Regions from separate parts of the Mus musculus genome. Here region 2 is linked to region 1. The links are chromatin loops, found by intact Hi-C in ENCODE. Cell type or tissue: heart. All regions are shown on one strand. Region 1 overlaps Dnah14 (dynein, axonemal, heavy chain 14). Region 2 overlaps Gm33669 (a long non-coding RNA gene).

Evidence for each region. Peaks named below come from ENCODE experiments on the same cell type or tissue, not always from the same donor. Only the 100,000 strongest peaks of a DNase experiment are listed, where the experiment ranks them.
Region 2: a loop joins it to region 1, with 12 times the contacts of the local background. A loop is called at or near these places in 37 of 42 quality-filtered maps.

Annotation. Positions count from the first base shown.
Region 1 is chr1:181,727,192-181,731,191 of GRCm38, reverse strand. All of the region lies in intron 55 of Dnah14 (dynein, axonemal, heavy chain 14), which reads right to left. Among named protein-coding and RNA genes, the nearest start is that of Gm33612, 100 kb to the right of the region's middle. In heart, a CTCF peak has its summit at 2,306; no DNase peak of the experiment used is centred here.
Region 2 is chr1:181,879,434-181,883,433 of GRCm38, reverse strand. Gm33669 (a long non-coding RNA gene) reads right to left here. Exons shown (of 4, transcript XR_865801.2): 2 at 2,454-2,798; 3 at 2,140-2,208. Among named protein-coding and RNA genes, the nearest start is that of Gm33669, 3.0 kb to the right of the region's middle. In heart, CTCF peaks have their summits at 1,634 and 2,340 (motif pointing right); a DNase peak (open chromatin) is centred at 1,753; H3K4me3 peaks cover 368 bases; H3K27ac peaks cover 657 bases.

The sequences.
Region 1 (4,000 bases):
TTGGAGCATAGATGTTCAGAATTGAGAGTTCATCTTGGTACTTTTTTCCTCTGATGAGTCCTCTTCCTTATCTTTTTTTTTTTGATAACGCTTGGTAGAAACGTTATCAAAATATTGATTTTATTCAATATTAGAATGGCTACTCCAGCTTGTTTCTTGTTCCTTGGAAAATTGTTTTCCAGCCTTTTACTCTGAGGCAGTGTCTGTCTTTGTCACTGAGATGCACTTCTTGTATGCAGCAAAATGCTGTGTCCTGTTTACATATCCAGTCTGTTAGTGTATGTCTTTTTTTTGGGAATTGAGTCCATTGATGTTAAGAGATATTAAGGAAAAGTGATTGTTACTTCCTGTTATTTTTGTTGTTAGAGGTGGAATTATGTTTGTGTGGCTATCTTCTTTTGGGTTTGTTGAAAGATTACTTTCTTGGTTTTTTTTCCCCCCTAGGGTGTAGTTTCCTTCATTGTGTTGGCATTTTCTATATATTATCCTTTTAGGGCTGGATTTGTGGAGAGAGATTGTACAAATTTGGTTTTGTTATGGAATATATTGGTTTCTCCATCTATGGAAATTGAGAGTTTTGTCTGAATTGGCATTTGTGTTCTCTTAGGGTCTGTATGACATCTGCCCAGGATCTTCTGGCTTTCATAGAAGAGAAGAAGTCTGGTGCAATTCTGATAGGTCTGCCTTTATGTTACTTGACCTTTTTCCCTTAAACAGTCTTCTTTTGTTTAGTGCATTTGGTGTTTTGGTTATTATGTGACGAGGGGAATTTCTTTTCTGGACGAATCTATTTGAAGTTTTGTAGCCTTCTTTCTTGTATGTTTATGGGCATCTCTTTCTTTAGGTTAGGGAAGTTTTCTTCTATAATTTTGTTGAAGATATTGACTGTTCCTTTAAGTTGGGAATCTTCACTCTCTTCTATTCCTATTATCCTTAGGTTTCTTCTTCTCATTGTGTCCTGGATTTCCTGGATGTTTTGGGTTAGGAGCTTTTTGCATTTTGCATTTTCTTTGACTGTTGTGTCAATGTTTTCTATGGTATCTTCTGCATCTCAGATTCTCTCTTCTATCTCTTGTATTCTGTTGGTGATGCTTGGGTTTATGACTCCTGATCTCTTTCCTAGGTTTTCTATCTCCAGGGTTGTCTCCCTTTGTGATTTCTTTATTGTTTCTATTTCCATATTTTAGATCCTGGATGATTTTGTTCAATTCCTTTACCTGTTTGTTTGTGTTTTCCTGTAATTCTTTAGGGGATTTTTTATGTTTCTTCTTTAAGGGCTTCTACCTGTTTACCTGTATTCTCTTGTATTCCTTCAAAGGAGTTATTTATGTCCTTCTTAAAGTCCTCTATCATCATCATGAGATGTGATTTTTCAATTAGAGTATTGCTTTTCTCTGTGTTAGGGTATCCAGGGCTTGCTGTGCTGGGTGAGCTGGGTTCTGATGATGCCAATTAGCCTTGGTTTCTCTTGCTTATGTTCTTGCCCTTGTTTCTAGCCATCTGGTTATCTCTGGTGTTAGCTGGTCCTGCTGACTCTGTGGCTTATCCTTCCTGTAAACCTGTATGTCAGTACTCCTTGGAGATCAGTTGTCTCTGGGAGGAATTTGAGTATGGAGAGCTGTGGCACAGGGTCAGCTCCAGGTTGCAGACAGAAACCAGAAGGATCCTGTCCCTGGCTGTTCCTTAGTTCCTATGACCTAATGGCTCTGGGAGGGTCCCTCTTGGGCCAGGAATTTTAGCAGAAGTGGTGATCTCACCTGTGCTCTCAGGTGTGTGAGCACTCTAGGGAGACCAGCTCTCTTCTGACAGGATGTGTGTATGGAGAGCTGTGGCACAGGGTCAGCTCCAGGCACAGACGGACTCCACTTCATTTTTGAGACAGGTTCTTTTACTGGGAACTGGCAATTGCTGATCTAGTCAGCAAGCCAGCGTTCAGTGTTTTACACAGGTGCTGGTGATCAAATTCTTTATGCTTCTGCAGCACACGGTTTAGTGACACAGCCATGGTCCAGTCTCAGCTTACTTATTTTATCTCTGAACAATATTCTACAGTACAAGTTATCACATGCTTGTTGTGGTTCATCTTGGTAACTTTTAGGCTTTGGCCATTATGAGTAAAGTCGTTTTATCATTCATGGGCAAGATTGTGTGTGGCTATAAAATTTCTAGTATAGAGGAGCATGCTTGCGGGATCATATATCCAGGCTATGTTTAGCTTTGTAAGACATTGCCAAGCCATCTCTCAAAAGTAACTGTGCCACGTGCATCCCTACCAACAGAAAGTTCTGGTGTCTGTCTCCCCCTGGCGATTGCTGCGACTGCTCCTTAGGATTCTGGTTCACTTCATGCTCAGGTGCTGCTATTACCACAGGTTGGTTTCCTCCATGTGAAAGGATTCTGAGGATGTTTTCTTGAGGTCCTGTGAAGCATCTGCTCATTTTCAACTGGGCTGTTGGCCCTTGTGACTTTCTTCAAGTAAGATTAGGTAGAATTATGAATAAAAACACTTGCATATATGTGTGTGTGTGTGTGTGTGTGTGTATTTTTTCCATTCTGACTCTGCCCTCTATCTATTTCCCAACTCTCCGGCATGCTGTTTAGCCTCTTCTGAGTCTAGAATCATAAGCTGAATAAGTCTAGGTAGCTTTATGTTTCCCAGACACAAATATTTTGCTATAGCCACTCAAAATGGACTAGAGTCTTTGTCTAGCCTTGGTATTGGTATTGCTAGACAGAAAGAGAAGTTGGAGATTAGTCCCTCTATTTTCTCAAAGAGTCTGTGAAATGTTGGAATAAACTCTTCCTTAAACAGTTGTTAGAATTCCCCAGTGAAGCTGTTGGACTTTGAGATTTTCTTGCGGGAAGTTTCAGAATTTTTAGCTAGATTCCTTTATTTGTGACCTTAGAACCACTAAGACTTTCAAGTTCTTCAATTTTTCTTAGTGTCTGTGAGAATTCTCAACTTGGCAAGACCTAGAATCGTCTGGGAGACAGGCCTCTGGGCAAGCTTGTGAGGGAATTCTCTTGGTTACATGAATTGATAAAGAAAACTCATCTGGCTGAGATTCTGGCCTGTGTGTGGAGAAAGGAAACGGAGCGGTGAGCATCACCCTCTTCTTCTGAGTGTGGATGTCCTGTGACCTGCTGCTTCAGGCTCCTGCTGCCTTGAAATCCCTGCTGGGATGAGGATGAACTGTCTCTGCACTGCAAGCCCTCTAAGTAGGAAAACTCCCGTTCCTGTAAACGATCTAACTGACTATTTGCGGAGGACCCCTTACCGCTGTAACGGCAGGACTGACCTGACTACTGGTTTTAATAACACGAGTCTCACCTCACGGCACTGAGACTCTGAAGATTTTCTTGATCCTCTAGAGAACCAACTTTCAGGTTTATTAAAATCCTCACTTGTTTTTCTGTTGCTTCTTTTCTACTCCATTAAACATCATCATCATCGTTATTATTACTTGCCTTGGGTTTGATTACCTTTTGTTTTTGTAGTTTCCTTTTTGTAGTCTAGGCTATTGGTTTGAAGTTTCTTCTTCTTAAGTATAAGCATTTAGACGTATAGATTTCCTATGGATATTCCTTTAGACATTTATTGTAATTGCTTTCTTTTTTCCAAGGTATTTTCTAATTTGCCGATTTTCAAAATTTATCAGATCTACAGTCACCTTGGAGACAAATGCCAGGGCATGTGTGAGGATTTCTAGATCAGGCTAATTGATTTGAGAAGACCGACCATGGTGGGTGTCACCAACCCTCAGGCTAGAGTCCCAGGCCACACAGATGGAAAGCCTCATGCAATGCCACGCTTAGAAGGGACACAATGTCAAGACAACAGCTGAGTGGGGGACAGATTTACTTTTTACTGTGTTACAGATAACATGTTCATGTGCCAATTTTTTTTTCTACTTTCTCATTGCAAACTTTCCTTTTAATTTTGTCATTAATGTCTTTTTAAGAAAGATTGGTTAAGTAAAAATCTAGTTGTTCTGCATGA
Region 2 (4,000 bases), 150 kb before region 1:
CCACCACCACCACCAACAACAACAGAGACACTACCCAGATGCTCAGTTACATTTAAATTTCAGGTTGACAGTAACCTTAGAGTAAAAATGATTTTATCGCAAATATTGTGTGACATACACCTATTCCCAAAAGCAATTTGTTCATCTGTTGAGAAAAGGCCAAGAAGCAGCTCTGGTGAGGACTTCCAGAAGAGGTGAACACCAAGAAAAGACGTTGAGGGAGCAGCGGGTGTTCCTGTGTGCTCGGGGCCTTTCTGAAGCCAGTGTGGATGGGCTTCCTTGAGTGTAACTGTGTTAAAGTGCAGATTCTGGGCCCTCTCCTAGGCTGGTGACTGATGGGAGCGGCTGCGGCTCTACAGCTCTGGGTGAGCAGACACCAAATTTGAGGCCCTGCGTGCTGAGGTGTTTGTCTCATGTCTGGGGATTCTGTGCAGGCAGCAGTGAAGTGGCAAGACTGTCTTGGGCAGCCTAAGCAGGAGCCACCTTAGAAACAGTGATTTCCCCAGGGCCTGGGACCAGGCTTCCCCACATTGACAGAGGACAATGGTAGAGATCTAGGCCAACCTGCTTCCTCAAGGCTGTGGTGAAGTTGAAATGAGAAAATAAAAAACCGATGTCGTGTAGATTTTGACATGCTCAGGACCACCTCTCCCTCCTCTCCCTCTCCTCCTCCTTTTCCTACGTTTTTGGTGGTTGTTTTGAGATAGACTCTCACTATGTAGCTCTGGCTGTCCTGCAACTTAGACTAGATTGGCCCAGAACTCACAGAGATCCACCTGCCTCTGCCTCCCCAGTGCTGGGATTAAAGGTGTGTGCCACCACCACGCTGGGTTTAGGATCTTCTTGTCAGAGCTGGGTGGGGCTTGGCATGGAGTGACACCTCCTGTCTTGGGGCTCTTCTGCCATGGGTCTGACAGGTGCTAAATGAGCATTCTACCGTGGAGCTATAGCCCATGGACTTACTGCCCTTTCCTGTCAGTCAAGAGGGTCTCTTGCAGGAGGAACAGCTGTCTAACGCTGAACTGGGAACACACAGCCAGCCATTGTTTCCCACATCAAGTTAAGCCTAACACCAGCTTGCACCTCCCTGAGGAGGACTGTGCATCACTGTTCCATCTCAGGGATCCCTCCCACCCAGAGTTTACCTAGGAACTCCTGAGCTCAGAGGTCCCGTCTCTGCCACATTGACCTCAGGCTATGCTCAAGAGTCCCTCACTGTTCTCCATCCCTGGGGATCTGTGTGCCTATACAAAGCCCAGGTCACTGCCCAGAGGGCAGTGTGCACTGCATTGCTGCCTCGGGAAGCAGGCTGTCCTTAAACTGCCCAGCAGAGAAAGCCTCTCCCTGCTGGGCCATGGGCAACCCCATGGATGGCTTTTACATCCTTAGAAAGGCTGTTCTTTCCTGCCTGGACACTGTCAAAGCACAAAGGATTCCTTCATCTTTTCATCCTTCCTGCTCCCCGCCCCCCAACTTGGCTGAGAAAGGCAAAGACATGCCTTACCCTCTGGGCTTGGGGAAGAGGCTACCACTCTCACTAAAGCTCTGGCCTCCAGCCAGATAACTGACCAGTGTCAAAGATGGTGCATGGGTCAGGAAAACGGTGTTTGCCTGATGATCGGTAGTCCAAAACCAGGTGGCGCTCTAGGCCCACCCTGGGACCTGCCAGAGCTTGCCACATCTTGTTTCCGGTCCCACTCAACCTCGCTAAATTGCGGCTCACTTCCCTCTCACTTGGGCTCCCAGGAGGAGTGCTGCCAAATACCCAGCTTACCCAGGGCTGGCTGACTGGGTGCAGTGCCAGGTGTATGTTGGTCTGTGCTTTCTTTCTCAAGTCAAAGCCAGTAGCCAGGGCCTCATGCCAACCCTGTGCAGACTGGCCTCTGCGGCATAGCGGTTCTTCCCGAATTTCCTTGCTGAAACGACACTTGGGATGACCCTAGTTGGCGCATCCTCTGGGCTCACCCTCCCCCACCAAGAAGCTGACCCACTTTTCTCTCTCCCCATCCATTGCTGCACTGAACGCTAGGCGCCTTCACCCAGAGAACAGGACCCCATCTAGGCCTCTAGTCTCTTACTCTGAGGATTTAGGACTTTCCTGCCAGAGTACGAGTTATGAGACAGAAATTTCCCGCCAACCTTGCGTCCTAAGAGAGTGTTGGAGTGAGGTCCGCCAGCTGGGCAGGGGTTCAAGTCCCTCTGGGGCCGCTGCATGAAACCTGGGTTAAGGAAGATCTGAAAAGGGCTTCCCAGAGGTAGGTCCCTCAGCCTAGAGGCCAGGCTTTCAGGCCCCACCCGCACCCCACCCCGACCCCTCTCACACCATCCTTACTCTGAAGCTCACCACATGGTGGCGCTGTAACAGAGCTACACCTATAGATGGTCCCGGGTTTCAGGCTTCATCCCATCTCCCACCAACTATCCCTTTGTCTCCGTTTACTTGGCTGAGGTACATGGTCCACAGTAGTCTGGTGGCTGGGAAGTTCTTTCACACAGTCCTCCAGGCAGTGGGGGCCCGGATGAGGGACGTAGATCGCATCCATTCCGGGCTTTGGAATACTCATTGCCTGGTCTGGGTGCTGAGACACTGCGACCTGCACTGGCTGTGGGTACAGGGTGCTGAGACACTGAGACCTGCACTGGCTGTGGGTACAGGGAGAGCACAGAGTAACCCCAGGTGCCTGCCAGAACTTACCAGGCCATCTGCTCCAGAGAGGGGGATGGGAGTATTTGGGAGGGGGGGCTAGTCTTTAGGGCAGGGCTTAAACTTTTTCTGTTCGCCACCCCTGTATGAGACCCTAGCAATATAGAGACAAAAAAAAAAAAAAAAAAAAAAGCAAACAATTACATTTACAAGTAATAACTCACAAAGAAATTTTAAAAGCGATTCTTAGACATACATATAATTATAGCATTTATTAAGGATGAAAGCAAGTTTGTATAGAGGTTTGTTATATTTACATAAGGAATATGACATTGGCTATATATTTCACACTGTAGAACATGGAATATCTCCAGTATTTTTCAGAGGCAATGTAAATTCAAAATAGCAGAAATATGTCTAGAGCCATTTCAGAAATTGTGGGGAATTCTGTCTTAGTCTCAGAGCCACAATTCACTTAATGATTTTTTTTTAAAATGAAATTCAAGACAGCAGCTCAAACAGCAAATCTGAAAATCAAATATGCTTACATAATACAACCCAGAGATACATTTGTGGGATACATGCTGAGGGGTGTCAGTGGGAAAATATCAAAAGTGTTTGTTTCCCATGATTAAGCCTCCATGTTTGGGTAAGAACAGAAGCCCGTGTGTGTGCTGTGAAAACACTGTGGTTTGTATTGCACCTATCTCAGATCTGAGCTCAGGGGTCAGGCAGCATCTACCGCTCAGACACCAGGTCATACACGGTGCACAGCACACATGTGTGTTCAGAACCAAGTCTGCAGGGAAGCCACACTCTGCACCACAGTTGATCGATGCCCAAAATGCTGGAGATGCACTGAGTCTTTAGTTCTGATGTAACATTTGCTCCGTCCCATACAGAGTCATGACCACGGTTTGAGAAGCTGGGCTTTCTCTCTCTCTCTCTCTCTCTCTCTCTCTCTCTCTCTCTGTGTGCGTGTGCGTGTGCGTGTGCGTGTGCGTGTGTGTGTGTGTGTGTGTGTGTGTGTGTGTGTGTGTGTGTAGAAGCAGCCCCTTTCCCTAGGTCCTGGCATGCTTTTCCTGCTGAGAGCCAAGAAACTCAACACACTTGAGAACCCAAAGCCCCTACAGAGACAATGTGTGCTGTGTGCTCCCTCAAACCAAAGTGTTCTGGGGACAGGTGGACCATGCTCTCTGAGACCCAGCATGGTTATAACTGAATGAGGACGTGCCTGCTCCTAGGTATGTCTGAGGAGATGGTTTTTATTGTAGATATGAGAAAGAGACATCTGGAAGCATCCAGAGCAGGGAGAAAAGGAAATAGCTGCGACATGGCCAGGAGACAGGAACAGGG